Regions from separate parts of the Homo sapiens genome. Here region 2 is linked to region 1. A link is an interaction called in ENCODE POLR2A ChIA-PET data of the cell type or tissue named here. Cell type or tissue: OCI-LY7. All regions are shown on one strand. Links, peaks and the distances in the headings refer to the core of each region. The heading gives the core; the rest is flanking DNA.

Region 1 (16,786 bases), core at 2,889-10,888:
CTGCACTCCCATGTTTAATGGAGCATTATTTACAATCGCCAAGATATCAAATCAACCTAAGCATCCAACAGTGGATGAATAGGTAAGGAAAATGTGGTATATATACACAACAGGGTACTATTCAGCCATAAAAAAGAATAAAATCCTGTTATTTGTGACAACATGGATGAACCTGGAAGACATCATGTTAAGTGAACGAAGCCAGGCACAGAAAGGCTGATCGGTAATATGACCTCACTCATATGTGGAATCTTAAAAAAAAAAAAAAAGAGTTGACATCGTAGAAGCAGAGAGTAAAACAGCAGTTACTAGTGACTGAGGGGGAGATGTAAGGGGAGGATGGGAGAGGGTGGTCAACAGGTACAAAGTTACAATCTAATAGAAGGAATAAGCTCTAGTGTTCTATTGTACAGTAGGGTGATGATAGTTAACAGTAAGGATTGTATATTAAAAAATAGTTAGAAAAGCTCTTGAATGTTCTCACCACCAAGAAATGCTAAGTGCATGAGGTAATGAGTATGCTAAATACCCTGATTTAATCATTATACAACACATATATGTACCAGAATATTAAAATGTACCCCATAAATACGTGTCAATTTAATTTTTTTTAAATAGTTTCAGATTTTGGAGCATTTTGGATTTTGGATTTTGGGATCAGGGATGCTCAACTCATATTGCCATGGCCAGTTTTATGTGTCAATAACCCACTTTCCCTGCCCTTGCCCAGAATTTTTTGAAGCAAATGCCAGATATATAATTTCATCTGTAAATATTTATTATGCATCTCTAAAAGATATTTTTAAAAACCTAAAATGATTATGACAGCTAAAAAATTAAGAATTTCTTAATACCAGCAAATATCCAACTAATGTTCACATTTCTCTACTTTCTCTTAAATTATTACTTAAGTTCCTTTGGCTTGAGTTAGGGTCCAAAGAAGTCCATACATTGCAACTGGTTGCTATGTCTTTTAAGCCTCTTTTGACCTATAGGTTGTCCTTGTCCCCTGCAATTTATCTTTTGTAGAAGAGTTTTCTGATCTACATTTGGCTAATTGCAGACCTGTGATGAATTTAACCTGTTCCTCTGCCTCCTGTATTTCCTATAAATTGGTAATTAGACCTAGAGGCTTATTCAGATTCAGGTCCAGTTGTTTGGTTTTTTGCAATAAGGGCATGGGTATTGTTCTGAATTTCTATGTTGTCTGAGTGTTGCTCTTTTTTGGGGCTAGCAATCTTTGAGGATCCTTGCCTAGGTTCATTAATTTATTAGGAGTTGAAAAAATGTAAAATTCTAAAATGCCTTCATTTATTAGTTGGAATATGTTTATAAATAAAACTTATCATTATCTGCTTAGCTACCCTGGGATATAGTTTGCAAGGGAAAAACAGGAAAAAAAATGCTTTATTTTTTACCTTTATGATTGCCTAGCATCCATTATAGGTAACTGCACATTTTTGTATAGGATCATTATGAACTCACAGATTTACAGATTTTATGTACTTGTTTCAATTAATTTTTATTATTTTTCTCAGTCAAGTTCAAATTGTCTCATCTTTGACTAGTGGGCTCCTCAATCTCTTTGATGATTCCAATGGTCTTGGATAGCGGCTTCACTGCTTTCTGTGATGGTAAGATGTTTCAGGCTCATCTTATTTCCTGACCTAGATATATAACCAGCCATTATTCTAAGATGCCCTGGTTCCTGTTTGTAGAAAATGGTATTTGGCAGCCATAATCTGGGTGCCAGGGGTACTCTGCTGCTACCAGGTTGGTCACTCTTTCCAACCTGTATCAGGGGACAGAGCTGGAAAAAAAATTTTTTAAGAAAAAATATATGAAGCTCATTCAGATTTTTCTATTTCAAATTCAGGAGAACAGGTTTTTTTAAACCACACTGATTTTATTTGTCTCTCTGTTTTCCAATACTAAAGGTCTCAGTTCTCAATAACAGCAATATAATTATTTACTTTATCACATACACACATATATACAAACATTCATACCACTGTGTGTGTATATAAATACTAGAAAAAATATGCCAAAATGTTAATATTGGTAGGATAAAGAATAATGATAGGTTTTCATTTTTTTCTTTTAATCAATTTCTGCACATTCAACATTTCTATAATAAAAAACTATTATTGATAGAAAGAAAAAAATTGTAATCTTATTTAAAATTTCCAGTTGAGGCCGAGTGGAATGGCTCATGCCTGTAATCCCAGCACTTTGGGAGGCCGAGGCGGGTGGATCACTCGAGGTCAGGAGTTTGAGACCAGCCTGGCTAACATGGAGAAACCCCATCTCTACTAAAAATACAAAAATTAGCTGGGTGTGGTAGTAGGTAACTGTAATCCCAGCTACTCAGGAGGCTGAGGCAGGAGAATCACTTGAACCCGGGAGGCAGAGGTTGCAGTGAGCTGAGATCATGCCACTGCACTCCAGCCTGGGTGACAGAGTTGAGACTCTCTAAAAAAAAAAAAAAAAAAAAAAAAATCCAGTTGGTTCACCAATTTTCAAGCTCCCAAAATAATTCCTCTAGTGAGTACATATAATTCTCTGAAGTACACCATATCAGGCCTAGTTTAGGACCTCCAAATCTTAACACAGGATACCACTGTTCCTCACAGCAAACATACAAACACACACAGCCTCTGAAAACAAAAGGTAAAATTACTTACATCTCTCACAGATATTGTTTCTTCTACTACGATTTCCATTTCTGTCCCAGGTTGAACGTCACTCCCCATTGCAAAAAACAGGAACAACTAATAACAAGACAGATGTGTAAATGCAATTTAATCTGAATTTAAAAATCCAATAAATGTATTATTTACTTTCAAAAATGTAAAGCCAAGGGCCCATGAAACTTTAACAAAAAATCTCAATTTATATGAAAATACGACTATGATTAATGTTACAATTTAAGCAATAATTATGCCTACCCAGAAGTATAAATTGCTTCATCATCAATGTTTTTTACTCCTAATAAATGTCTCCCACATACACTACTTCTTTTTCTTTCTTTTTTTTTTTTTTTTTTTTTTTTTTTGAGATGGAGTTTTGCTCTTGTTGCCCAGGCTGGAGTGCAGTGGAGCGATCTTGGCTCACTGCAACCTCTGCTTCCCAAGTTCAAGCGATTCTCCTACCTCAGCCTCCCATGTAGCTGGGATTCCAGGTGCATGCCACTACGCCTGGCTAATTTTTTGTATTTTTAGTAGAGGCAGGGTTTCACCATGTTGGCCAGGCTGGTGTTGAACTCCTGACTTCAGGTGATCCACCCGCCTCAGCCTCCCAAAGGGTTGGGATTACAGATGTGAGCCACCGCGCCCGGCCAACATACACTATTTCTTCTACTATGATCTCCATCTCTGTCTCGATCACTCCCAAAAGGAATTTGTAATTACTACACACAGTTAGCATTAGTATGTTTTTTCTGAGTCACTTGGTTATGATTTTATTTTCTGCCAAGGGTTTCAAATATTACAATTCTCAAGACTCCAAAGGAAAAATACAAATCTGATCTCTTATTCAGTTCCTCATAGCCCTGCTTTTCCTTTCTAACTCAACCTCACTTGTCATGTTTTCCCTCCTATCAGCTTGTCATGCACTACTATTTGCTACGGTTCAGGGGAAAGCAAGTTAAGGGGGAAGTGGTTGGGAAAGTAATGAAGTGAATTTGGGAACCATGGGCAACCTGATTTGAGTCCAGATTACCCTGCTACAGGGTATTCACAATAAGAATATCCTTATGATTTCTGCACTGTAATAAGCTGATTAGCTGGGTATGGCTTCTGGCAAAGGTCAAACCTGATGGTGTTTTATACTGAAAATGGACACTGTTAAAGACAAGGGGAAAGGGAGGCTGCTCTGAGACTATTAGTGCAGAGAGTAATTAAGTCTAAAATTAATAAACTGTGTTTCATTCAACCTAAAATGCTACTGAGTGTTAGACTTACTATTTTCTGTACCAGTGCCAGCTATAACTGCAGAACGTCCCTGACTGTAAGATGCAACCTAATCTCACAGATGTAAAAATGTGAGAAAAAGAAGGTGTATCTTAGAACTTAGGAAATATAGTGGTTGAAAGTGGTGGCCACTCAGCATCAAAGATTCCTTTTAACCACAAAATCTTCACAGAAAAAGAAACATAAATATGCTTTGGCATAATATTTTATATTTAAACATCTAGAACTATAAGGATATATTCCTAAAATAAAATGTATGATTTAAGAAAAAACTTTTAGAGAAAAACAATATTACTGGAGTAGCTAAGGTACTAGTTATAATTCTGGTTATGGAAGGGTTGATTTTGTTTTGAAACAGGTGACCTTATTTTACCTGAGACGAACTTGGTGCTTTTCCAAGACACAGTCCCAATGAACTTCCCATCTTCAATTCTGCTTCCTTCAAAGTATAGCTGTCCGGCACTTAAAAAAATTTTGATAATATGATGAAGGTTATTAATTCCTAGCTCTCTAAGAAAAATAAATGCTGAAATCAGTATTTCTTTGAAAATCAAGAATATCAAGAAAGAAGAAAAATGAGTTGCACTTCAGACAAAAGGATTACATGCACTAAGATTAGGTTTGATTTTCAATTTCCATACTCTTAAGATATTGTCTTCCTGTTTTCTATGTAACAATGCTAAATGGAAGCTATGAAAGTCTAGTTTCCTACTTAATAAAAATGACTTGTTCAAAGAGCTGTTGTTTATATAGATTAAAAGCCAGATAATCCAAATCAATCCATAAATGAAGAAGTAGCTTCTTCCAAGTTTAAAGTTGAGATTGTTATTACCATCAATAATTAGGCTCATCCATGACTAAATTAAATCTAATGGTAAGAGGTGATACAGAGATGAGAACTGAAGATTTTATTTCATAATTGGTATCGCAATAAAATTCACAAAAAAATGGAAAAATTTTGAAAATAAAGCTGGAAAAAATATAACTAGATCAAACCCGTGAGTAAAATGAGAATCGGATAATCAGAAAGAATGGTGTTTCATTTAGAAAACAGAAGTGTTTGTTTCTGGTTAAGGATTTCTGCAATATAAAGGTAAGATACCTGGAAGAAAATATGTCCTATAAATCAGTTTCCAAAAGGTAATTTTTAAATATTAGGTATTGGAGGCCACTATTTATCAAGAAAGACAGACGAGTATAAGCCACCTTTTGAAAGTTATCAAAAAGATTTACCTGGACAAAGAAGCTTCCCATTTCTATCAATAGGTCTCAAACAGCTGTTGTCAGCTATATATAAAAGGAATATTATTTTTCTTAGAGAGCTAGGAATTAATAACCTTCATCCTATTATCAAAATAAAAGGAAGCTGGTTACAGCATCAAACACAGAAAACAAAAGAGAGATGCTCTATTGTGTTAATTAGCAGAAAACTACAGAAAGCTAAAAACAAAAACAAACCAAAAACCCCCCAACAACCAAAGAAAAAACCCCCAAAATAAGTACAGGCAGTCTTTGTTTTGTGCAGTAGTGCAAGACTAAAAGTACCTGGTCAAACTGTGCAAAACAATATTAATAATCAATGGAAAAATTACAATCGTTCCATGACACTTAAAAATTTTTGTTGAAACATTTAAAACCCTCTTCGTTATTAATATTATACATGTATTGGGAAAGGAAAAAACAGTAAAACCAATATTTATACTATAATTTAAAATACTAGAATCTTTGAGAATTAAAATGTTTTCTGTCTTTGTAAATTACATATAAAGAGTCGTTTAAGCAGGGCTTGGTTTCTTCTCATTGCATAGCTTATAATATAGAGTGACATTTTTCCTGTCCTGTGGCAAACTGTCATACTCCTTTCTAAGTTTGGATCAGCTTCCAATATCTAGAGTCTCTTGAGTGACTGCAGGGTCAACATTCCCAGAGGTAGCTGCTGCTTCTATAACTCCATATACTTTTGTTTCTTTGTGTACTTTCTTCTCTGTTGGTCAATTCCCTCTTTTGATTATGTATTCTTGTAAAATGTCATGGTGGGTTTAGCACTACAACACAACTACATGCTTTGCTGTCTGTGTAATGAAGTGTACATGCAGTGACAAACCACCAGACTTGAAAGAAATGAAGTCAATGGTTACTGCTTGTGGTGCACATGTGTTATTTATGTGATGAATTGTGCCCTGAAGAGCTGGCAGTCAAGTGTGTACTTTATTCAGTTACAGTTAATATACCATATACCATGGTTGCTGAAATTTTAACCATCTTGCTGGGGGATTGATGTTATATAACTAAATGGTAGTAATGAAATTCGTGCATGTCAGAGCAGTACAAGCAGACTGCCTATATTTAAAATATGTTGGGTGATTTTATGCTTATTAAATCGGCCAGCATGTGCTATGTTTGAGGATACAGATTCTTGCTTTGGAAGAATATATTTCCTCAAGATCCCCTGGTGCTTGGAAGGGGCATACCAAGTTTTCAGTTCAAACAGAATTCTTAAAAAGTAGGACATAAATTGGAGGGGTGGGGGAAGGTTGAGTGTTCTGTATAGACAACAATAGTCTGAGCCTTAGAAGTTCTAACTTTATTAGACCACAGCAGAATCCCTTTCTGAGATTCCTGAGTTCAATATCTTGTATTACAGTAATATGAGGCTAGCATACAATTCTCACATAAATCTCTTGTCGACGGAAACAATTTACTTAAAGAGTTCCCCAACTTAAAAAGTGCTTTTAAAATACTGTCTCTTTAAAATCTGTTGGTTTTCACTGAACAGGTACTTACTGTGTATTGGCTACGTGCCAGGCACTGTGCTAGAAACTGGAAATACAGTGGTAAGCAAAGCAGTGTAAACTCAGTCCTCACAGAACCTTGTCTAATGGGGGAGGTGGATATTAAAAACACAAATAAAAGGGCAGCTACAGTGATAAATGCTATGAAGGAAAAGTACAGGGTGTTAGGAGAGTACATCAGCAAGATTAACTGGGACTGTGTGGTCAGGGATGAAAGGAGAAGGAACATCTCATATAAGACCAAATAAACAGCTGAAGTTAAAAGCAAAGGGAAGAGACTTGAAAGAGAGACTGAGCACTAAGAAGTCTTGGGGGTTAAAGAGAGCTTGTGCACTGAGAAACGCAGAAAAGTCAGCATGGGAAGTGAGTTGTGAGTACGCAGAAAAGCAGATCACAAGGTTACAGTTAAGCAGGGGTCAAATTATTCAGGTTCTTGTAGGCTAGGTTAAGGAATTAACCTAAGTGCAATGGAAAGCACTAAAGGGCTTTGTGCGGAGGAGTGACAGGATCTAATTCACACGTATTGACGATGATCAAATGGTTTGGAGAGGGGCAAGAGTGGAAGAAGGGAGACAAGTTTCATGGGATGACAGCAAACTATGCATTTAATAAACCAATGACTTTTAATGGACTTTACTGAGTTATAATTTTCTTATAATAAAATACATCTGGTTTAAATGTACAGTTAATAGTTTGATAAGTACCTAAACATCTGGTAACCACCAGCAAACTGAGGTATAGTTTGCATCATCCCCCCTAAAACTCCCTGTCAATTTGCAGCCAATCCCTCTTCCTCCCTCCCAATCCTGATCTGCCTTCTGTAACTACAGCTTAGATTTTATTTGTCTAAAGTGTCCTATGTATGGAACCACACAATGTGTACTCTTTTGCATCTACTTTCTTTCTCTTGGCATAATGACTTTGAGATGCATTCATGTGTTGTATGTGGTGGAACTAGCAGTGCCTTGCTCTTCAGTGACGAACAGTATCCATTGCTTAAATACACCATCATTTGTTCATCCATTCGCCTGCTCATGGGCTTTAGGATTGCTTCCAGTTTGGGGTTAGGAACATTTATGTCTTTATAAGGATATATGTTTTAACTCTTATTCAGTAAATACCTAGACGTAGAATTGGTAAGTGGATGTTTAAATTTATAAGAAATAAGCTAACTTTTCCAAAGTGGCTTACCCATTTTACCTTCCCATCAGCAATATATGGGAGTTCCAGTTGCTCCACATCCTTGCTAACACTTGGTTGACTTAACATTTTAAGTTTTATTTACTCCACTGGGTGCACAGTAGGGTGTCATTTGGTTTTAATTTGATTGCTAATGATTCTGAGCATTTTTTCCTGTACTTACTGGTCATTCATAGGTACGTCTTCTTTTGTAAAGTGTCTGTTCAAGATTCTAAACCTGGGTTAGGTTACAAGGGTTTTTTTTTTTCTTTAATATTCTGAATGTAAGTTGATTGTCAAATATGTGTTTCATAAATATTTTCTCCCAGTTTGTGGCTTGCCTTTTCAAATGCTTTTTGAAGAGTAGAAGTTTAAAATTTTAATGTAAATTAATTAGGCTTTTCTTCCATGGTTTGTGCTTTTTGAGTCCTATCTTTAATACAAAAACCTTTCCTTATGATAAAGTAACAAAGATTTCCTCATATGTTTTCTCCCAGAAATTTTGTAGTTTTAGGTTTTAACTTTTAGTTGTATGATCCATTTAATTTTTGCATCAGGCGAAGTAAAGCTTGAGGTTCATTTCTGCACATACAAATATCTAAATGGCCCAGCACTATTTGTTGAAAAAATGCTATCTCTCTGCATGAAAATACCTTGGCACCTTTGTTGAAAGTCAATGACTACGCACCTATTTCTAGATTCTCTGAGTTCCACTGTAAATATTTTAGGCTTCACGGGCCACATGTGATCTCTGTTGCACATGCTTCTTGTTTAAACAGCCCTTTACTAGTGCGAAAACCATTCTTTGCCCACTGGCTGAAAAAAAACAGGTTGTAGGCCATAGTTTGCTGACCTCCTCTCTATATGTCTACCTGTATGCCAATATACACTGTCTAGAGTAAGCCTTGAAATCAGATAGTGTAACTCTTCCAACTTTGTTCTCTTGTTTTCAAAAGTGTTATGGCCACTTTAAATTATTTGTATTTCCATGAAAATTGTAGAGTCAGCTTGTCAATTTCTTTAAAAAATGTTAAGATTCTGTGTAAGAATATATTAAATCTACACATCAAATGGGGAAGAATTATCCTCTTAAGAATACTGTATCATCTGGCCAGGTGCAGTGGCTCACACCTGTAATCCCAGCACTTTGGAAGGCCTAGGCGGGCGGATCACGAGGTCAGCAGATCAAGACCATCCTGGCTAACACGGTGAAACCCTGTCTCCACTAAAAATTAGCCGGGCCTGGTGGCGGGCACCTGTAGTCCCAGCTACTCGAGAGGCTGAGGCAGGAGAATGGCGTGAACCCGGGAAGCAAAGGTTGCAGTGGGCCAAGATCGCACCACTGCACTCTAGCCTGGGTGACAGAGCGAGACTCCATCTCAAAAAAAAAAAAAAAGAAAAATTAGCTGGACGTGGTGGCAGGTGCCTGTAACCCAGATATTCGGGAGGCTGAGGCAAGAGAATCGCTTGAACCCAGGAGACAGAGGTTGTAGTGAGCCAAGATTGCTGCCCTGTACTCCAGCCTTGGGGACAGAGCAAGACTCCGTCTCGAATTGAAAAAAAAAAAAAAAGAATATTGTGTTGTCTGATTTGTGAATGTTGTATATTGCTTTATTTATTCAGGTCTTCTTAAATATCTCACAGCAGTATTTTCTAGTTTTTAGTGTACAGGTCTTGCACATATTTTGTTCATTTATGTCTAAGTATCCCATAATATTTTATGCTATTATAAATGTTTTCTTAATTTTGATGTCGATTTTGTTGTTGTTGTTGCTGGTAGGTAAAAAGGCAATGAATTTCTGTATATGATTTTGAGTTCTTGCTAAATTTACATGCATTAAGATACTAATTCACATTCAGTAGAATGGCCATGTTGGTGTGGATATGGTGATTAGGGAACACTTCAACACTGCTGGTGGGAACATAAACTAGTACAGCCACTATGGAAAACAGTGTGGAGATTCCTTAAAGAACTAAAAGTAGAACTACCATTTGATCCAGCAATCCCACTACTGGGTATCTACCCAGAAGAAAAGAAGTCATTATACAAAAAAGATACTTGCACATGCATGGTTTTTTGTTTTTTTTTTTTTTTTGAGACGGAGTCTCGCTCTGTCACCCAGGCTGGAGAGCAGTGGCGCGATCTCGGCTCACTACAAGCTCTGCCTCCCGGGTTCACGCCATTCTCCAGCCTCAGCCTCCCCAGTAGCTGGAACTACAGGCGCACACCACCACGCCTGGCTAATTTTTGTTGTATTTTTCAGTAGAGACAGGGTTTCACCATGTTAGCCAGGATGGTCTTGATCTCCTGACCTTGTGGTCTCCCCGCCTCGGCCTCCCAAAGTGCTGGGATTACAGGCGTGAGCCACTGTGCCCGGCCTGCACATGCATGTTTATAGCAGCACAGTTTGCAATTGCAAAATCATGGAACCAACCCAAATGCCCATCAATCAATGAGTGGATAAAGAAACTGTGGTGTGTGTGTGTGTGTGTGTGTGTGTGTGTGTGTGTGTGTGTGTATGATGGAATACCACTCAGCCATAAAAAGGAATGAATTAATGGCATTTGCCGTGACCTAGATGAGATTGGAAACTATTATTATAAGTGAAGTAACTCAGGAATGGAAAACCAAACACCGTATGTTCTCACTGATACGTGGGAGCTAAGCTATGAGGACACAAAGGCACAAGAATGATATAGTGGACTTTGGGGACTTGGGGGGAAGGGTGGGAGGGGGATGAGGGATAAAAGACTACAAATAGGGTGTAGTGTATACTGCTCGTGTGATAGGTGCACCAAAATCTCACAAAGCACCACTAAAGAATTTACTCATGTAACCAAACACCACCTGTACCCCAATAACCTATGGAAAAAATAACAATAAAAAATGTGCTCAAAATATGTTTTTTTTTTTAAAAGTCAAAACCAAACCAGTAACAGATTCTAAAAAAAAAAAAAAAAAAAAAAAAAAAAAAGATGGCTGGGCTCAGTGTCTCATGCCTGTAATCCCAGCACTTTGGGAGGCCGAGGTGGGCAGATTACCTGAGGTCAGGAGTTTGAGACCAGCCTGGCCAACATGGTGAAACCCTGTCTCTACTAAAAACACAAAAATTAGCTGGGCGTGGTGGCACACGCCTGTAATCCCAGCTACTTGGGAGGCTGAGGCAGAAAAATTGCTTGAGCCTGGGAGACGGAGGTTGCAGTGAGCGGAGATCGTGTCACTGCACTCCAGCCTGGCTGACAGAGTGAGACTCTGTCTCAAAAAAAAAAAAAAAAAAAAGATAATCACAATTAATCACAGATTGACAAGGACATGTAGAAACTGCAACCCTGACACACTGCTAGTGGGAGTATAAATGGTTCAGTCACTTTGGATAATAGTGCGAGAGTTTCTTATAAAGTTAAACATAAATTTGCAAATGACCCAGCAATTCCAATCCGGTACATGTACCCAAGAGAAATGAAAACATATCTCCTCACCAAGACTTATGTGTAAAAGTTCATAGTGGCATTATTCATAAAAGCACAAAAGTAGAGACAATCCAAATGTCTATCAATTCATGTTTGTCCAGGATAAACAAAATGTGATACTATCCATATAATGGAATACTAGACTAGTCAGCAATGCAAAGGAACAAGCTATTGATACGTACTAAATCATGGACTAACCTCAAAAATGATATGCTATGTGAAAGAAGCCAGACACAAAAGACTATATGTTTTATGATTCCAATTACATTAAACATTAAGAAAATAAAGTCTATAGAGACAGAAAGCAGATTAGTGGTTGCCAGGGGCTTGGAATACAGATGGGTACAGGGATATTTTTGGAGTAATGGAAGTATTCTAAAACTGGATTGTGGTGATGGTTATAGAACTCTACACATTTACTGATGATTACTGAATTAAACACTTAAACTGAGTGAATTTTATGGTATGTAGATTATATCTTAATAAGGCTGTCACAGAAAGCCTAATGGTAAGTGAATAGTGAGTTTGCAGAATATACATTCAGTATAGTACAACATGAATACATGGACTAGATACACACCCACATCAGATATACTCATTGTATCTGGGGAAGGAGAGAAAGAATAGGTCTGAGGAGGAGAACACAGGGGACTTTAACTTCATTTATAATGTTTCAAACAAAAACAAACATATGACAAAATGTTAATATTTGTCCATTTTGGGTGGTAGGTATGTGAGTTCTCCCTAAACTGTTTTTTGTATTCTCCTATATTTTCTTCAATTCAAGACCAAAATTAAGCTAAACTAAGAACCGAAAAGAAAATGTAAATGATTACCTAGTTCCTTCATTAATTTTAATTCCTTTATGGCTTTAATTCGAATATCAAACACCATCTAAAACAGAGAAATAAAATAATGACTAAGTTGTAAAAAATGGGAGGAGATGAAAATGAGGATTGTCACTGTGTGCATAAACAAATTATTTGAGATATTAATTACCTGACATTTAGTAGTTTTTGCCCACTGGAAATTTTTCCATCCCTGAAATCCTTTTATAAGATCAAAAGCAAAAACTTAGGACTTCATAGTTAAGTTTTTACCAAATTGATGTTAATTGGAACAGAAAGGACACCTACAGAAAACTACAGAAACTGTAGAAAACTACAGAAACTAAAGAAACTAGCTGAAAGGCAATAAGCTGACAAACCAGTAACTTTTCTCATGAAAGCAAACAAAATAAACTGCAGGCAATCACATTTCTCTATGTCAGGAATGATGAATGTGGGGCCAGTAAGCATAAATAAAAATGTATACTATCAGCCCGAGTGCACTATTTAAAATTTCTGTTTAAATGACTTTATTTTAGATTCTTTCCCTTTTTCAGTTTAACCTAATTTCCTCTAGGATACAAAATCTTGTAAATTTAGGAGTAAAACCGATGTCAGACAATCTGTCCTCCCACAGCACCCCACATTGTGAAAAGAAGAAACAGAGTGAGTCATAAAGGACTTCACCAAAGTCTCTCACTTAGGGTCAAGGTACTAGATCTTCTGAACTTTAGTGTATTCATCATACAGTGTAAATATTAACACACTTTAAGAAATTATAATATTTATATAAAAGAAAACAACATTCTAGTAAGTTTCAACTTGTTATAGAAAAAAAACCCATAATGAATTGAGACTACATAAATATAAAAAGGTATTTCCTGAGATGGTGTTTAACGAAACTAGTCTTCAAATGGAGAACTGAAAGAGTTCCTTTTAAGAACACCTGGCTTTACAGAAAAACAGAGTATAATGTAAAACAATTTAAGATAAATTTAAAAAACAGAAGTCCACAACACAAAACCAAAACATATGTATACTTGGCTTAAAAAAAATACAGAAAAGACCCTTGAAAACAGCATTTTCAAGGAAGCCAAAGAATTTCATTTTGTGGGAGCCAGAGAATTCCATGAACTAACTAAATGAGTAACTCCCACATTCTAATTCTAGGCTTTGGAGGAAATTTTAAAAGGCACGTATTTTCTTGAAATATGCTAAGGGCTAACATAGGTAAACAAGCAATAATCAAATGTTAAATAAAAAGCTGACTTCCTAAGAGCTGAAGTCTATTGAGACAACTGTTCTGAAAGATTAAGGTATTGTTTTCTAAATAAAATTCTGTTAACTGAAAATCTATCAGCCAACCTTTAATTATATTCTACTCACTGTGTTAACAGTTGCTGATATTTTAACTTGCTTCTCTTCAGATTCTAACTGGCATAAATTTTTAACGTGGAGCCAGTCAATCTCATTCATACTAGTGACCCATTTCTCTTCCTTGGTCAACAAGCTGTAGGTAAAAAGAAAAGATCAGAAATTAATACCTTTCCTTAGGCATCACTTCCAAAACTCTGCATGTGTCACTTAATGTGACTAATTAGAGGTGACCAAGTTCTACTGAGTCGTCTCTATGATAAGTGGGCTACCTTTGCAGGGTAATGTTAGGCAGTAGTCTATAGAGTCTATATTCATGACTCCAAATATTCTTTGATTTACCTACATAATTTGTTGCCACATTTTTCACAGAGAACTTCTGTAAGTAAACAGTTGCTGGCTTCTGCCTGCACCCTGCAAATCACTAGGGGAGCTTTAAAAGAGCACCTATGCCAGGAGCCTACCCCACTGGATCTAGATTTCATTTAACAACAGGGCAGCCATGTGCAGTCTGTAGACTGACACTGCACAAAAGGGCCACATCTAAGGAGTGTCACACATGGCATATATATTGTATACTGCATTTCTACATAGAGTTTTGTTTTATAATTGCAGCCGGCAGTAGAGTATCTTGTTCTAACATTTTCCCACAGATAGTAGTAAAGGGTCCTGAAGAGGTGCCTTCTTTCTAATTCACACAGAAGCATTAATGGGCTTGCCGAAGTCCTCTTTGGGAATGTACATTAGAGCTCTGAAACATCATTCTACTCTTTATTGCAGTTATTCCATTCTGAGCTCCTACCTTAAGCTAGCAATCCCAAATAAAACAAAGTATGAAGCACAAGATGCTCCATGAAGACTACTTTAAAATAGTGAAAAACTGTATGATAATTATGACAATGACCGTAATATATTAACTAAAACATTTAGCACTTACTGTGTGTACTTTGTAAGCACTCAACTCTTTCAATCCTCTCAAGTCTATGAAGTTGGCACTAGTTATTATCCCTATTTGACAGACAAGAAGACTGAGCAGAGAAAGACGAAATACCTTGCCCAAGGTCCCACTACAGCCTACTGACTTGCCTAGGAGCACAGTTAGGCAAACTATAATGTCACATAGATTACTATGTAGCCATTCAAGGCAGTTTATAAAGAGTCTACAAATCTCAAGGTTGGGCAGGGGTAATGGAAAGCAGGATACAACTACTTATCTACAAAATAATCATTATTAGGTTTAAAAAGAAAGGCACCCAAATGCTAACAGTGATTAACACTGCATGCTGAGAAGACGGATACTGTTTTGGGTCCCTTCTGTCTTCACTTTTGTATTTCCCCAGTCCCAATAAATGCATACTGCCTTTTATAAAGGAAATACAGTTCTTATAAACAAGGTAGGGAATGTCTGCAAAACCCCTGTCCAAAAGAGTAATAGTGGTAAGTGTACTACGAAAGAAACGGTCCACAAGTGCTCTGCTTCTCTGCATCAAAGCCACTATAAATAATGATACAGACATCCTGCAATCTAAGTAAATCTGTAGCACTGAGAAAACAGGGAGCTTGAAGTCTTCAATATATGGAAATATTGCAGTTACAGTGTATGACACATTGACTACAGCAATGTACTGTCACAGACATAGATGACAAAGAGATGCAGCTTTAAATGTGACCACAGGATTCATGGGGGTAATTCGCCACGTAACTGCTCTATTTGGGCAACTGGGTTCTCAAGAGTCACAGAACGGATTATAAGGAAACAATGAGTTGTCTTATGGGTCTCCTGAAACAAAATATCCAGAAACAATTTAGCCATAATGTTAATACCTTCTTCAGGAAAATTTTCAGTTTTCTCTGTGAGAATTTCCTTCGGTTTTATAACTGGCACTAATCAGAATTCACTTGATAACTTTTGCATTACAGCCAACTAATTGATACTCTATACAGTCTAGAAAATCAGGGATACTTATATTATTTTCTCACCACATTTACCAAAAAGTCCCTTTACAAAAAATCATGTTTTTCTCTAAGTTACATAACCTAAAACATTCCTGTATGCAATATTTAGAACATAATGTCTAGAAATAAAGAAACATTCAACTCTTGTCACTAAAATAAAGCTTTAGAGTTCTGCTGGGTGGTACTGTAATTAAAATGACTTTTAGAAATCCTTTTTCTCTTGTTAGCGAGTTACCTGTTATCATCATGAGAATCCTGAATTAAAATTGAGCTTCCATTTCTGAGCCCTTGCTCCCTGAACGTCTTCCTCATGTCTTCCTTGGGGATGGCCGTCCAACCCTCCCCACCTGGACATCCAGCACTGTTGATGAAGATGACACCTGCTGGGATTGCTAAGGCTGTGAGGACAGTGCCCACTTCTGCATTAGCTGGAAAGACATGTGGAGATTCTATCACCTGACAACACTTTTCTCCATCACTGCTTGTGTCTAGATGAAGAACATTTAAAAGTAGAGGTTCGCAGTCAATACCAGTTTGAATGTGGACTCCACCAACCTGCAATCATACCAAGACAACCATTAGTACAGCTGATATTTGCCAACACCGTCAACATAACATGGTAAAAGATTACTCTTAGAGAACAACCCTCATTTTTTCCAAGTAAAATAAAATTTTCACAAATGTCTGTTAAGCATCAGAGGAACAACTTCAGATTTTTCTTTTGAAACTTTCTTATCTTTTATTTTTTTAGGAGAAATCTATGATAGACTGGAGATAGACATTTATGAGTTATCATGGGTGGTGATGAAGCCAGATTGGCCAAGGTCAGTTCACAGAGTGGCTGAAGTGCTCCTGGCCGCCTTCTAGAGATAGAAAATTCACTCTCTACCTCCAAACCACCCCCACTCCCCAACTCAGTATAGATTCTCACTCTTCTAAATTCCCACAGGCACTATGCACAGACCCCCTACTCCAGCACGTATGGTGCAGTTCTTCACACGACGAGGGCCTAAAAGGACACAGATCAACTGACTGGCCTTTGATCTAGCATCTGACGCACAACCTGGTATAACGGAGGCGCTCAAGAAATGTCTCCTTGGCGTACAACTAGCACTGATTGTCCCTAACATTTATCAAGCATTTCAGTAGTTTTCTAATATCTAATTGCCCTCACATAGGCTGAATAAAATTTCATTACAATGACTTTTTTTTTGAG
Region 2 (16,786 bases), core at 3,208-11,207, 60 kb after region 1:
ATAAGATTATAGCTATATAACCTTATATAAGATTATAGCTATATAACCTTATATAAGATTATAGCTATATAACCTTATATAAGATTATAGCTATATAACCTTATATAAGATTATAGCTATATAACCTTATATAAGATTATAGCTATATAACCTTATATAAGATTATAGCTATATAACCTTATATAAGATTATAGTTATATAACCTTATATAAGATTATAGTTATATAACCTTATATAAGATTATAGTTATATAACCTTATATAAGATTAGTTATATAACCTTATATAAGATTATAGTTATATAACCTTATATAAGATTATAGTTATATAACCTTATATAAGATTATAGTTATATAACCTTATATAAGATTATAGTTATATAACCTTATATAAGATTATAGTTATATAACCTTATATAAGATTATAGTTATATAACCTTATATAAGATTATAGTTATATAACCTTATATAAGATTATAGTTATATAACCTTATATAAGATTATAGTTATATAACCTTATATAAGATTATAGTTATATAACCTTATATAAGATTATAGTTATATAACCTTATATAAGATTATAGTTATATAACCTTATATAAGATTATAGTTATATAACCTTATATAAGATTATAGTTATATAACCTTATATAAGATTATAGTTATATAACCTTATATAAGATTATAGTTATATAACCTTATATAAGATTATAGTTATATAACCTTATATAAGATTATAGTTATATAACCTTATATAAGATTATAGTTATATAACCTTATATAAGATTATAGTTATATAACCTTATATAAGATTATAGTTATATAACCTTATATAAGATTATAGTTATATAACCTTATATAAGATTATAGTTATATAACCTTATATAAGATTATAGTTATATAACCTTATATAAGATTATAGTTATATAACCTTATATAAGATTATAGTTATATAACCTTATATAAGATTATAGTTATATAATCTTATAAATATGAATGAATGAGTGGTCACATTTATAAAGATATAAGATTATATTTATATAATCTTATATCTTTGTCTTTCGTCTGTGAATCAAACTAATGGCATGTCAAAGTATTGTCTGGACAATCCTTTCATTCCATAGCTTCCTCTCCTCCTATCAGATCCCCATGAAATCTCACCTGCATTAGGATGATAGCCTTTTCAGTGGACTCCCGTTTTACACACCCCTTCCTGCACGTCACTATAAGATGCACTATCCATCTAAGGTGCACTTTGAGCTCAAACCTCTCTGCTAAAGAAGCTTCCACGATTTCTCAACATCCACTGTGGAAATTCTTTATTTTGATTCTTAGTTCGCTGATGGTCCCAACATTCTTTTCATACTGTATTTCTCACTACACACCTATTTACCAAAGTGCTTTCAAATGTGCCATCTATAAAGCTGCTAATCCCTGAGCCTTTAAGGGAAAAGATAAACACCAGCTGCAAGTCTTTTTGTTTTATGATAAAAAGCCCTGTACAACGAAAACACTTTTTCTGGTTTGGTTCCATGAAAACCAATGCTCTGTCCCTGAAGTCAGGAAGTACCTTGCCAGTAAGGGACTTCCTTTTAAATTGCTTTTGATATTGGACAATGTCCCTGGCCACCCAGAACCCCATAGATTCTGCAATGAGAGCACCAAAGTGGCCTCCTTGCCCCTAAACACAACATGTCTAATTCAGCCCTTAGATCAAGGGGTCATAAGGAACTTTAAGGCTCATTACGTACGGTTTTCTATGGAAAGGGGTGTCAACACTATGGAAGAGAATCTCAACAGGGAGAATATCGTGAAAGTCCAGAAGGATTACACCATTGAAGAAGCCCATGTTGTTACAGAAAAAGCTGTGAAAGCCATCAAGCCCCAAACAATACATTAGTGCTGAAGAAAACTGCGTCCAGATTCCAGATGTTGTGTGTGAGTTCACAGGATTTACAACAGCCTATCAAGGAAGTCATGGAAGAGATTGTGGATATGGCACCAAAAAAAAAAAAAAGAGGCATAAAGTGTTTGAAGATCTAGATCTTGGGGAAATTCAAGAGTTAATAGATACCACATCTGAGGAATTAACAGAAGATGACTTGATGGAGATGAGTGCTTTTGAATCAGTACCAGAGAATGAGGAAGAAGATATAGAAGAAGCACTGTCAGAAAATGAATTGACATTAGACAATCTTGCAGAAGGGTTCTGATTATTTAAGACTGCTTTTGACTTCTTTTACAACTTGGACCCTTCTATGATACGGGCATTGAAACTAAAGCAAATAGTAGAAGAAGGATTAGTACTGTATGCAAGCATTTTTATTTATTTATTTATTTTTATTTTATTTTTTTGAGACAGAGTCTTGCACTGTCACCTGGGCTGGAGTGCAGTGGTGCGATCTTGGCTTACTGCAACCTCTGCCTCCCAGGTTCAAGTGATTCTCCTGCCTCAGCCTCCTAAGTAGCTGGGATTACAGGTGCCCGCCACCACGCCCAGCTAATTTTTTGTAGTTTTAGTAGAGATGGGGTTTCACTGTGTTGACCAGGCTGGTCTCAAACACCTGACCTCATGATCCACCCACCTCAGCTTCCCAAAGTGCGGAGATTACAGGCGTGAGCCACTGCGCACAGCTCAGGCATTTTTAAAGAATTGAAAAAGCAAAACTATCAGACAGTAATTATGATGTATTTCCATAAAGTCAAACTGAGTGTGCCTGTCTCTCCTGCTTCCCCTTCCACCTCCTCCACCAATTCCCCCTCTGCCACTCCTGAAACAGCAAGACCAACTTCCCCCTACCCCCACCCCTCCTCAACAGCCCACTCAATGGGAGACAGTGAGCATGGAGACCTTTATGGTGATACACTTTCACTTAATGAATAGTAAAGATCTTTTCTTTTTCTTTTTTTCTTTCTTTTTTTTTTTTTTTGAGATGGAGTTTCACTCTTGTTGCCCAGGCTGGAGTGCAATGGCGTGATCTCGGCTCAGTGCAACCTCTGCCTCCCAGGTTCAAGCAGTTCTCCTGGCTCAGCCTCCCGAGTAGCTGGGATTACAGGCATGCAACACCACGCCCGGCTAATTTTTTGTATTTTTAGTAGAGACGGGGTTTCACCATGTTAAGGCTAGTCTCGAACTCCTGACCTCAGGTGATCTGCCCGCCTTGGCCTCCCAAAGTGCTGGGATTACAGGCCTGAGCCACCGCGCCTGGCAGTAAAGATCTTTTCTCTTCCTTATGAATTTTAACATTTTCTTTTCTCTAGCAGACTTTATTGTAAGAAAAATACAGCATATAATACATATATTACACAAAATATTTATTAATTGACTTTATGTTATTGGCAAGGCTTCCAGCAAACAGTAGGCTACTGTAGTTATGTTTTAGGGTAGTCAAAAGTTCTATGCTCATTTTTGACTGCACGAAGTTGGTGCCCCTAATCCTCGCTTTATTCAAGGGTCAGCTGTAGCAGCAATGAACAATTGAAAATTGGAATGAAAATACCACTCAAAATAGCATAAAAATATGAAATACTTAGGGCTAAATCTGACAAAAGATGTGAAAGACTGTACACTAAAAACTACAAAACTTTAATGAGTGACCTAAATACACAGTCATGTTCATGAATTGAAAAACTCAAAATTTTTAAGATGTCAGTTCTCCCAGTTCATCTATAAATTCAATACAATCCCAACCAAATCCCAGCAGGCTTTTTTTTTGTGCAAATTGGCAAACTGATTCTAAAATTCTTATGGAAATGTAACGGACCTACAATAGCAAAAACAACAATGGAAAACAAGAAAAAAAAGAGAGTGAACACTGACTCATTTCAAGACCTCCTACAAAGGATAGTAATCAAATATTTCATAAATATGTCAATGAAACAGAATAGAAAGTCCAGAAATACACAGTTGTATGAATAACCAAGTTTTTACAAAGGTGCAAAGGCAATTCAGTGGAGAGAAGAATAGTCTTTTCAGCAATTGGATATCCCATACCCAAGAAAGCAAGAAAAGACATTACATCTGTAGTCTTCTTTCCAAAAACCATAACCCCAGTCTATGATGAAAACATTAGACAAACTCAAACCGAGGAACGTTCTACAGAAAAAGTGACCAGAACTTCTCAAAACTGTCAAAGTCATCAAAAACAAGGAAAGTCTAAGAAACTGTCACAGGCTAGAGGAGGTGAAGGAGACATATGATTAAATGATTAAATGTCATGTGGTATCCTGGATGGGATCTCAGAAATGGAAAAAGACATTAGGTAAACATTAATGACATCTGAAGAAAACATAGACTTTAGTTCATCATAATGTATCAAATGTTGGTTAATGAGTTGTGATAAATATGCTACAGTAACATAACATTTAACGATAGGGGAAACCCGTACAGGATATTTGGGGATTTTCTGTGCTATTTGTTGCAAACTTGCTGTAAATCTAAATTTATTCCAAAGTAAAAAGTTGAATGGAAAAAAAATCCACAGACTGGGAAAAAATATTTGCAGTGCATGCATGTGGTAAAGAAGAAATATCCAAAATGTATAAAGAACCTTTAAAATTCAATGAAGAGAAATGAAAATAAACCAATTTTTTTTTAAAAATGTGCAAAGATTTGAACAGACATTTACCAAATAAGGTATACAGATGGGAAGCAGGCACATGTAAAGACATTCAACACCAGTAGTGATTAGAGAAATCAAATTAAAACCACAATTTACACACCCATTAGAATGGCTGAGAGGAAAAAGACTGACAATATCAAATTATACAGTTTAGATATTTGTCCCTTCCAAATCTCATGATGAAATTTAATCCCCAGTGTTGGAGGTCAGGCTTAGTGGGAGGTGTTTGGGTCATGGGGGTGAATCCTGCATTAATGTCTTGGTGCCTTCCTCTCGGTAATGGGTGAGTTCTCCCTCTATTACTTTCAGTAAGAGCTGATTGTTTAAAAGAGCCTGGCACCTCCCTTCTTTTTCTCTTGCTTCTCTCTCACCATGTGATCGGCACCTTCTGCCATGAGTGGAAGTAGCCCGAGTCTCTCACCAGATGCAGGTGCTAGCGCCATGTGTCTTATTCAGCCTCCAGGACCATGAGTCAAGGAACATGTTTTCTTTGTAGATTACCTAGCCTCAGATATTCCTTTATAGCAATACAAACAAACTAAGACACCAGGTGCTGGTGAGTGTGAAGAGATCCTGGTGGTGGGAGGGGACATGGGTCCAGCCACTTTGGAATATTATTTGGCAGATTCTTTAAAAGGTAAACATACACCAACCAGGCACAGTGGCTTATGCCTGTAATCCCAGCACTTTGGGAGGCCGAGGCAAGTGGATCATGAGGTCAAGAGATCGAGACCATCCTGGCCAACACGGTGAAACCCCATCTCTACTAAAAATACAAAAATTAGCTGGGTGTGGTGGCACATGCCTGTAGTCCCAGCTATTCGGGAGGCTGAGGCAGGAGAATCATTTCAACCCAGGAGGCAGAGGTTGCAGTGAGCCAAGATTCGTGCCACTGCACTCCAGCCTGGCGACAGAGCGAGACTCCATCTCAAAAAAAAAAAAAAAAAAAAAAAAGGTAAACATACACCTACCATAGAACACAGCTATTCCATTGCTAGGTATTTAGTCATGAGAAAAGAAAGCATACTTGCTATATTATTTGTATTTTTACATTTTCTGTATGTTGTAATGTTTCTGCGTCTTAAAGTCACTTTCTTACTGGGGATGCAGTGTCCCTCTGCAGGTCAGTTAATTCTTAGAGACAGCAAAGGGCCCACCCTTGTAGCTCAGAGCCCACTGAAATTATTCAAACTAGCCTGTCCTAAACTGTTTCTCCTGCCCTATCTGTGTTTCCTGCAGAAACTGCAATAGAGCTGTGGTCTAGACTCTACCCTTGCCCCTCTCCCTTCTGCCCCTTGTATTTCGAGTCAAGAATTGTACAAGGTGTTACTTTGCCACAGACCCTGCTTCCAGTCTATAGCAGTCAGGGTTTAGTGAGAGAAGCAGAGCCGCTATGCATATACATGGTGAGGGATTGGCCACAGGCATGGTGGGAGCTGGCTGGACGATCGCTGCAAATGGCCTTGGTGTCTGATGCTGGAGCTTAAGGACCCCAGGGTGGGTCTTCAGGAAGGGTAGACGGATGTAAAGTGGGGACAGCGAGGAGAATCCAGGACCCACAGAAGGGACTGGAACTTGGACAGTTCTCAATGCCTCCTACCTTGAAAATGTGGATGGCCTTCAGAAGAAGCTGGCACCCTTCCTCACAGAGCTAATCACATACCTGTCTCAGGTATGGGAGAAGCTGACAGAGGAGCATGAGAAAGGTGGAGCAGCTGTAGGTTCAGCTGCTGCCTTGTGCCTATGAGGGTCATGAAGCAGAGAGGTGACATGAGACAGGTGACCACATTTATGAGCTCCAAAAGGGCCTGTCCTGAACTTCCGCATTCAAAACAAAACAGAACAAGAATAGGCTGGGCATAGTGGCTCATGGGAGGCTGAGGCAGGAGGATCAATGGAGACCAGGAGTTACAGACCAGCATGGACATCATGGTGAGACCCCCTATCTACAAAAAAATTTAAAAATCAGCTGTACACGGTGTCATGTACCTGTAGTCCCAGCTACTTGCGAGGCTGAAGTGGGAGGATTGCTTGAGTTCAGAAGCCAAGGCTGCAGTGAGTTGTGATTGTGCTACTGCACTCTAGCCTGGGTGACAGAGTGAGACCCTGTCTTAAAAAAAAAAAAAAAAGAGAAAAGAAAAAGAAAAGCAAAAATGTAGAATGGATGTTGAATTTGATCAAACACTTTTCCTACGCCTACTGAGATGACTACATGGTTTTCTTTTCTGGTTTATTTATTTAGTGTCTTACATTGAATAATTTTTTGTTATATTTATGTATGTATGTATGTTTTTGAGACAGGGTCTTGCTCTGTCACCCAGGCTGGAGTACAGTGGGGCAATCATGGCTCACTGCAGTCTAGACCTCATGGGCTCAATCAATCCTCCCACCTCAGCTTCCCTAGTAGCTGGAATTACAGGCACACATCATCACACCCGGCTAATTTTTGTATTTTTTTGTAGAGATGGGGTTTCACCACATTCCCCAGGCTAGTCTTGAACTCCTGGACTCAAGCTATCCAAACACCTTGGCCTCCCAAAGTGTTGGGATTACAGGTGTGAGCCACCATGCCTGACCAATTATTACAAAAATTCTTTATCTTATCATTAATTGTGGTGAAATACACATAGCATAAAATTTATCATGTTAACCATTTTAAGTGCACAGTGCAGTATTGAGGACATTCGCATTGCTGTGCAACCGATATCACCATTTATCTCTAGAACTCTTTTCATCTTCCTAGACTGAAGCTTGGGGTCTATGAAACAATAATTCCTCATTCTCCCTCCTCCCAGCCCTTGGCAACTACCATTCCTCTCTTTGCTTCTGTGAATTTGACTATTTTAGGTGCCTTATACAAGTAGAATGATTAAACCAGTTGTCGTCTTGTGACTGGCTTATTTAACTTAGCACAAAGTTCCCAAGGTTTATCTATGTTGTAGGATGTGTCAGAATTTCCTTCTCTAAGACTGAATTTTATTCCATTGTTACCAGATTTTGCTTATGCACTCATATGGAGATGGGCACTTGGGTTGCATTCACCTCTTGGCTGTTGTGAGTTAAGCTGCTGTGAACATGACTGTACAACCTTGATTAATTTTCTAAAGTTAAAACCAGCTTTACATCCCAGGGATAACTCTCATTTGCTTGTGGTTTATGATTTTTTATGTATTACATATTTTAAAATATTATTTGTATTAGTCCATTTTCATGCTGCTTATAAAGACCTACCAGAGACTGGGCAATTTACAAAAGAAAGAAATTTAATGGACTTAACAGTTCCACATGGCTGGGAAGGCCTTACAATCATGGCAGAAGGCAAGGAGGAGCAAGTAACATGTTATGTGGATGGCAGCAGGAAAAGAAAGAGAGCTTGTTCAGGGAAACTCCTGTTTTAAAACCATCAGAACTTGTGAGACTTATTCACTATCAAGACAACAGCATGAGAAAGACCCACCCCCATGATTCAATTACCTCCCACCAGGATCCTCCCACAACATGTGGGAATTGTGGGAGTTATAATTCAAGATGAGATTTGGGCAGGGACACAGCCAAACCATATGATTCCACCCTGACCCCTCCCAAATCTCATGTCCTCACATTTCAAAACCAAGCATGCCCTAACAACAGTCCCGCAAAGTCTCATCATTAACTCAAAAGTCCACAGTTCAAAGTCTCATCTGAGACAAGGCAAGTCCCTTCCACCTATGGGCCTGTAAAGTCAAAAGCAAGTTAGTTACTTCGTAGGTACAGTGAGGGTACAGGCATTGGGCAAATACAGCCATTTCAACTTGGAGAAATTGGCCAAAATAATGGGACTACATTAAGTCCAAAATCCAGTGGGGCAGTCAAATCTTAAAACTCCAAAATGATCTCCTTTGACTCCATGTCTCACATCCAGGTCTTGCTGTTGCAACAGGTGGGTTCCCATGGTCTTAGGCAGCTCTGCCCCTGTGGCTTTGCAGGGTACAACCTCCCTCCTGGCTGCTTTTACAGACTGGCATTGAGTGTCTGTGGCTTTTCCAGGTGCACGGTGCAAACTACTAGTGGACTTAACATTCTGGGGTGGAGGGATGGTGGCCCTCTTCTCACAGTTTCATTAGGCAGTCCCCCAGTCGTTACTTTTTGTGGGGGCTTCAAACCCACATTTCCCTTCTGCACTGTCCTAGCAGAGGTTCTCTGTGAGGGTCCTGCCCCTGCAGCAAACTTCTTCCTGGACATCCAGGCATATCCATACAGCCTCTAAAATCTAGGGGGAGGTTCCCAAACCTCAATTCTTGACTTCTGTGCACCCACAGTCTCAACCCCACATGGAAGCTGCCAAGGCTTGGCACTTGCGCCTTCTGAAGCCATGGTGTGAGCTGTACTTTGGCTCCTTTTGGACACGGCTGGAGCAGTTGGGATGCAAGGCACCAAGTCCCTAGGCTGCACACAGCAGGGGGCCCTGGGCCTGGCACACAAAACCATTGTTTCCTCCTAGGCCTCCAGCCTGTGGTGGGGAGGGACTGCCATGAAGACCTCTGACATGCCCTGGAGACATTTTCCCCATGGTTTTGGGGATTAACATTTGGCTCCTCATTACTTATGGAAATTTTTGCAGCTGGCTTGGATTTCTCCTCAGAAAATGGGATTTTCTTTTCTATCACATAGTCAGACTGCAAATTTTCCAAGCTTTTATGCTCTGTTTCCCTTTTAAAACTGAATGCCTTTAGCAGTGCCTAAGTCACCTCTTGAATGCTTTGCTGCTTAGAAATTTCTCACACCAGATACGCTAAATCATCTCTCTAAGGTTCAAGTTCCACAAATCCCTAGGTCAGGGCAAAATGATGCCAGTCTCTTTGCTAAAGCATAACAAGAATCACATTTCCTCCAGTTCCCAACAAGTTCCTCATCTCCATCTGAAACTACCTCAGCCTGGACTTTTTTGTCCATATTGCTATCAGCATTTTGGGCAAAGCTATTCAACAAATCTCTAGGGAGTTCCAAACTTTCCCACATTTTCCTGTCTTCTTCTGAGCCCTCCAAACTGTGCCAACCTCTGCCTGTTACCCAGTTCTAAAGTTGCTTCCACGTTTTTAGGTATCTTTTCAGTAGCAATCCACTCTACTGGTACAAATTGACTGTATTAGTCTGTTTTCATGCTGCTGATAAAGACATGCCTGAGACTGGAGAATTTACAAAAGAAAGGAGTTTAATTGACTTAGAGTTCCACATGGCTGGGGAGGCCTCACAATCATGGCAGAAGGCAAGGAGGAGCAAGTCACATCTTAATGGATGGCAGCAGGCAAAGAAAGAGAGCTTGTGCAGGAAAACTTTTATTTTTAAAACCACCAGATCTCGTGAGACTTACTCACCGTCATGAGAACAGCATGGGAAAGACCCGTCCCCATGATTCAACTACTTCCCTCCAGGTTCCTCCCACGCCACGTGGGAATTGTGGGAGTTCCAATTCAAGATGAGCTTTGGGTGGGGACACAGCCAAACCATATCATTATTGAATTTGATTTGCTAAAATATTGTTTTACATTTTTGTATCTAAGGTCATGAGGGTCTGTAGTTTTTCTATATTGTCACATCTTTATCTTGTTTTGGTATTGTGGTAATGTTGGTCTCACAGAATGAATCAGGATATTTCGCATGCCTCTGTTTTTTTTTTTTTCCATCTGAATTATATTTTATTTTATTTTTTTATTTTATTTTTTATTATTGTTATTATACTTTAAGTTTTAGGGTACATGTGCACATTGTGCAGGTTAGTTACATATGTATACATGTGCCATGCTGGTGCGCTGCACCCACCAACTCGTCATCTAGCATTAGGTATACCTCCCAATGCTATCCCTCCCCCCTCCCCCCACCCCACAACTGTCCCCAGAGTGTGATGTTCCCCTTCCTGTGTCCATGTATTCTCATTGTTCAATTCCCACCTACAAGTGAGAATATGCGGTGTTTGGTTTTTTGTTCTTGCAATAGTTTACTGAGAATGATGATTTCCAATTTCATCCATGTCCCTACAAAGGACATGAACTCATCATTTTTTATGGCTGCATAGTATTCCATGGTGTATATGTGCCACATTTTCTTAATCCAGTCTATCATTGTTGGACATTTGGGTTGGTTCCAAGTCTTTGCTATTGTGAATAATGCCACAATAAACATACGTGTGCATGTGTCTTTATAGCAGCATGATTTATAGTCCTTTGGGTATATACCCAGTAATGGGATGGTTGGGTCAAATGGTATTTCTAGTTCTAGATCCCTGAGGAATCGCCACACTGACTTCCACAATGGTTGAACTACAGTCCCACCAACAGTGTAAAAGTGTTCCTATTTCTCCACATCCTCTCCAGCACCTGTTGTTTCCTGACTTTTTAATGATTGCCATTCTAACTGGTGTGAGGTGGTATCTCATTGTGGTTTTGATTTGCATTTCTCTGATGGCCAGTGATGATGAGCATTTTTTCATGTGTTTTTTGGCTGCATAAATGTCTTCTTTTGAGAAGTGTCTGTTCATGTCCTTCGCCCACTTTTTGATGGGGTTGTTTGTTTTTTTCTTGTAAATTTGTTTGAGTTCATTGTAGATTCTGGATATTAGCCCTTTTGTCAGATGAGTAGGTTGCGAAAATTTTCTCCCATTTTGTAGGTTGCCTGTTCACTCTGATGGTAGTTTCTTTTGCTGTGCAGAAGCTCTTTAGTTTAATTAGATCCCATTTGTCAATTTTGTCTTTGGTTGCCATTGCTTTTGGTGTTTTAGACATGAAGTCCTTACCCATGCCTATGTCCTGAATGGTAATGCCTAGGTTTTCTTCTAGGGTTTTTATGGTTTTAGGTCTAACGTTTAAGTCTTTAATCCATCTTGAATTGATTTTTGTATAAGGTGTAAGGAAGGGATCCAGTTTCAGCTTTCTACATATGGCTAGCCAGTTTTCCCAGCACCATTTATTAAATAGGGAATCCTTTCCCCATTGCTTGTTTTTCTCAGGTATGTCAAAGATCAGATAGTTGTAGATATGTGGCATTATTTGTGAGGGCTCTGTTCTGTTGCATTGATCTATATCTCTGTTTTGGTACCAGTACCATGCTGTTTTGGTTACTGTAGCCTTGTAGTATAGTTTGAAGTCAGGTAGTGTGATGCCTCCAGCTTTGTTCTTTTGGCTTAGGATTGACTTGGCGATGCGGGCTCTTTTTTGGTTCCATATGAACTTTAAAGTAGTTTTTTCCAGTTCTGTGAAGAAAGGCATTGGTAGCTTGATGGGGATGGCATTGAATCTGTAAATTACCTTGGGCAGTATGGCCATTTTCACGATATTGATTCTTCCTACCCATGAGCATGGAATGTTCTTCCATTTGTTTGTATCCTCTTTTATTTCATTGAGCAGTGGTTTGTAGTTCTCCTTGAAGAGGTCCTTCACATCCCTTGTAAGTTGGATTCCTAGGTATTTTATTCTCTTTGAAGCAATTGTGAATGGGAGTTCACTCATGATTTGGCTCTCTGTTTGTCTGTTGTTGGTGTATAAGAATGCTTGTGATTTTTGTACATTGATTTTGTATCCTGAGACTTTTCTGAAGTTGCTTATCAGCTTAAGGAGATTTTGGGCTGAGATGATGGGGTTTTCTAGATATACAATCATGTCATCTGCAAACAGGGACAATTTGACTTCCTCTTTTCCTAATTGAATACCCTTTATTTCCTTCTCCTGCCTAATTGCCCTGGCCAGAACTTCCAACACTATGTTGAATAGGAGTGGTGAGAGAGGGCATCCATGTCTTGTGCCAGTTTTCAAAGGGAATGCTTCCAGTTTTTGCCCATTCAGTATGATATTGGCTGTGGGTTTGTCATAGATAGCTCTTATTATTTTGAAATACGTCCCATCAATACCTAATTTATTGAGAGTTTTTAGCATGAAGGGTTGTTGAAATTTGTCAAAGGCTTTTTCTGCATCTATTGAGATAATCATGTGGTTTTTGTCTTTGGCTCTGTTTATATGCTGGATTACATTTATTGATTTGTGTATATTGAACCAGCCTTGCATCCCAGGGATGAAGCCCACTTGATCATGGTGGATAAGCTTTTTGATGTGCTGCTGGATTCGTTTTGCCAGTATTTTATTGAGGATTTTTGCATCAATGTTCATCAAGGATATTGGTCTAAAATTCTCTTTTTTTGTTGTGTCTCTGCCTGTCTTTGGTATCAGAATGATGCTGGCCTCATAAAATGAGTTAGGGAGGATTCCCTCTTTTTCTATTGATTGGAACAGTTTCAGAAGGAATGGTACCAGTTCCTCCTTGTACCTCTGGTAGAATTTGGCTGTGAATCCATCTGGTCCTGGACTCTTTTTGGTTGGTAAGCTATTGATTATTGCCACAATTTCAGATCCTGTTATTGGTCTATTCAGAGATTCAATTTCTTCCTGGTTTAGTCTTGGGAGAGTGTATGTGTCGAGGAATTTATCCATTTCTTCTAGATTTTCTAGTTTATTTGCGTAGAGGTGTTTGTAGTATTCTCTGATGGTAGCTTGTATTTCTGTGGGATCGGTGGTGATATCCCCTTTATCATTTTTTATTGCATCTATTTGATTCTTCTCTCTTTTTTTCTTTATTAGTCTTGCTAGCGGCCTATCAATTTTGTTGATCCTTTCAAAAAACCAGCTCCTGGATTCATTAATTTTTTGAAGGGTTTTTTGTGTCTCTATTTCCTTCAGTTCTGCTCTGATTTTAGTTATTTCTTGCCTTCTGCTAGCTTTTGAATGTGTTTGCTCTTGTTTTCTAGTTCTTTTAATTGTGATGTTAGGGTGTCAAGTTTGGATCTTTCCTGCTTTCTCTTGTGGGCATTTAGTGCTATAAATTTCCCTCTACACACTGCTTTGAGTGCATCCCAGAGATTCTGGTATGTTGTGTCTTTGTTCTCTTTGGTTTCAAAGAACATCTTTATTTCTGCCTTCATTTCGTTATGTACCCAGTAGTCATTCAGGAGCAGGTTGTTCAGTTTCCATGTAGTTGAGCGGTTTTGAGTGAGATTCTTAATCCTGAGTTCTAGTTTGATTGCACTGTGGTCTGAGAGATAGTTTGTTATAATTTCTGTTCTTTTACATTTGCTGAGGAGAGCTTTACTTCCAATTATGTGGTCAATTTTGGAATAGGTGTGGTGTGGTGCTGAAAAAAATGTATATTCTGTTGATTTGGGGTGGAGAGTTCTGTAGATGTCTATTAGGTCTGCTTGGTGCAGAGCTGAGTTCAATTCCTGGGTATCCTTGTTGACTTTCAGTCTCATTGATCTGTCTAATGTTGACAGTGGGGTGTTAAAGTCTCCCATTATTAATGTATGGGAGTCTAAGTCTCTTTGTAGGTCACTCAGGACTAGCTTTATGAATCTTGGTGTTCCTGTATTGGGTGCATATATATTTAGGATAGTTAGCTCTTCTTGTTGAATTGATCCCTTTACCATAATGTAATGGCCTTCTTTGTCTCTTTTGATCTTTGTTGGTTTAAAGTCTGTTTTATCAGAGACTAGGATTGCAACCCCTGCCTTTTTTTGTTTTCCATTTGCTTGGTAGATCTTCCTCCATCCTTTTATTTTGAGCCTATGTGTGTCTCTGCATGTGAGATGGGTTTCCTGAATACAGCACACTGATGGGTCTTGACTCTTTATCCAATTTGCCAGTCTGTGTCTTTTAATTGGGGCATTTAGTCCATTTACATGTAAAGTTAATATTGTTATGTGTGAATTTGATCCTGTCATTATGATGTTAGCTGGTTATTTTGCTCGTTAGTTGATGCAGTTTCTTCCTAGTCTTGATGGTCTTTACATTTTGGCATGATTTTGCAGCGGGTGGTACCGGTTGTTCCTTTCCATGTTTAGCACTTCCTTCAGGAGCTCTTTTAGGGCATGCCTGGTGGTGACAAAATCTCTCAGCATTTGCTTGTCTGTAAAGTATTTTATTTCTCCTTCACTTATGAAGCTTAGTTTGGCTGGATATGAAATTCTGGGTTGAAAATTCTTTTCTTTAAGAATGTTGAATATTGGCCCCCACTGTCTTCTGGCTTGTAGGGTTTCTGCCGAGAGATCCGCTGTTAGTCTGATGGGCTTCCCTTTGAGGGTAACCCGACCTTTCTGTCTGGCTGCCCTTAACATTTTTTCCTTCATTTCAACTTTGGTGAATCTGACAATTATGTGTCTTGGAGTTGCTCTTCTCGAGGAGTATCTTTGTGGCGTTCTCTGTATTTCCTGAATCTGAATGTTGGCCTGCCTTGCTAGATTGGGGAAGTTCTCCTGGATAATAGCCTGCAGACTGTTTTCCAACTTGGTTCCATTCTCCCCATCACTTTCAGGTAAACCAATCAGACGTAGATTTGGTCTTTTCACGTAGTCCCATATTTATTGGAGGCTTTGCTCATTTCTTTTTATTCTTTTTTCTCTAAACTTCCCTTCTCGCTTCATTTCATTCATTTCATCTTCCATTGCTGATACCCTTTCTTTCAGTTGATTGCATCGGCTCCTGAGGCTTCTGCATTCTTCACGTAGTTCTCGAGCCTTGGTTTTCAGCTCCATCAGCTCCTTTAAGCACTTCTCTGGATTGGTTATTCTAGTTATACATTCTTCTAAATTTTTTTCAAAGTTTTCAACTTCTTTGCCTTTGGTTTGAATGTCCTCCCGTAGCTTGGAGTAATTTGATCATCTGAAGCCTTCTTCTCTCAGCTTGTCAAAGTCATTCTCCCTCCAGCTTTGTTCCGTTGCTGGTGAGGAACTGCGTTCCTTTGGAGGAGGAGAGGTGCTCTGCTTTTTAGAATTTCCAGTTTTTCTATTCTGTTTTTTCCCCATCTTTGTGGTTTTATCTACTTTTGGTCTTTGATGATGGTGATGTACAGATGGGTTTTTGGTGTGAATGTCCTTTCTGTTTTTTAGTTTTCTTTCTAACAGACAGGACCCTCAGCTGCAGCTCTGTTGGAATACCCTGCTCTGTGAGGTGTCAGTGTGCCCCTGCTGGGGGGTGCCTCCCAGTTAGGCTGCTCGGGGGTCAGGGGTCAGGGACCCACTTGAGGAGGCAGTCTGTCCGTTCTCAGATCTCCAGCTGAGTGCTGGGAGAACCACTGCTCTCTTCAAAGCTGTCAGACAAGGACATTTAAGTCTGCAGAGGTCACTGCTGTCTTTTTGTTTGTCTGTGCCCTGCCCCCAGAGGTGGAGCCTACAGAGGCAGGCAGGCCTCCTTGAGCTGTGGTGGGCTCCACCCAGTTCAAGCTTCCCGGCTGCTTTGTTTACCTAATCAAGCCTGGGTAATGGCGGGCGCCCCTCCCCCAGCCTCGTTGCCGCCTTGCAGTTTGATCTCAGACTGCTGTGCTAGCAATCAGCGAGACTCCATGGGCGTAGGACCCTCCGAGCCAGGTGCGGGATGTAATCTCGTCGTGCGCCGTTTTTTAAGCCCGTCGGAAAAGCGCAGTATTAGGGTTGGAGTGACCCGATTTTCCAGGTGCCGTCCGTCACCCCTTTCTTTGACTCGGAAAGGGAACTCCCTGACCCCTTGTGCTTCCCGACTGAGGCAATGCCTCGCCCTGCTTCGGCTCGCGCACGGTGCGCGCACCCACTGACCTGCGCCCACTGTCTGGCATTCGCTAGTGAGATGAACCGGGTACCTCAGATGGAAATGCAGAAATCACCTGTCTTCTGCGTCGTTGCTCACGCTGGGAGCTGTAGACCTGAGCTGTTCCTATTCGGCCATCTTGGCTCCTCCCTCTGTTTTCTGGACTAGATTGTGAGAAACTGGTATTATTTCTTCCTTCAGTGTTTGGTAGAATTTATCAGTGAAGTCATCTGAACTTTACCTTTTTGTTTCTGGGAGCATTTGAATTCAAAATTCAATTTGAATTTAAAAGGTACAGATTATGTCATTTGTGTTATTAATTTCTTCTTGTGTAAAGTCTGACAGCTTGTGTCTTTTAAGAAATTTGTCCATTTCATATAAGCTGTAGATTTTATTGGCATGAATTTGTCCATATTCTCTTATCATTTTAATACCTGTAGAATCTATGGTGATACTACCTCTCCCATTCCCGGTATTGGTAATTTATATCTTCTGTCTTTTTTTTCCAATCAGCCTGGCTAGACATTGGTCAGGTTAATTGATCTGCCCCAAAAGTGAGCTTTGGTGTCATTGGTTTTCTCCATTGTTTT

Evidence for each region. ChIA-PET counts read pairs that join two places held together with the same protein. Peaks named below come from ENCODE experiments on the same cell type or tissue, not always from the same donor. Only the 100,000 strongest peaks of a DNase experiment are listed, where the experiment ranks them.
Region 2: POLR2A ChIA-PET joins it to region 1 with 7 read pairs; 5 of 35 experiments call an interaction of 5 or more read pairs at or near these places.

What each region holds. Positions count from the first base shown.
Region 1 is chr2:233,507,365-233,524,150 of GRCh38, forward strand. USP40 (ubiquitin specific peptidase 40) reads right to left here. Exons shown (of 32, transcript NM_001365479.2): 16 at 15,806-16,125; 17 at 13,627-13,750; 18 at 12,250-12,307; 19 at 5,205-5,258; 20 at 4,345-4,433; 21 at 2,685-2,771. Among named protein-coding and RNA genes, the nearest start is that of USP40, 51 kb to the right of the region's middle. In OCI-LY7, for the core only: no CTCF peak of the experiment used is centred there; DNase peaks (open chromatin) are centred at 6,087, 6,467, 6,777, 7,097 and 1 weaker place; H3K4me3 peaks cover 2,165 bases; H3K27ac peaks cover 2,929 bases.
Region 2 is chr2:233,567,522-233,584,307 of GRCh38, forward strand. No RefSeq gene overlaps it. Among named protein-coding and RNA genes, the nearest start is that of USP40, 9.1 kb to the left of the region's middle. RefSeq lists an enhancer at 15,527-16,117. In OCI-LY7, for the core only: no CTCF peak of the experiment used is centred there; no DNase peak of the experiment used is centred there.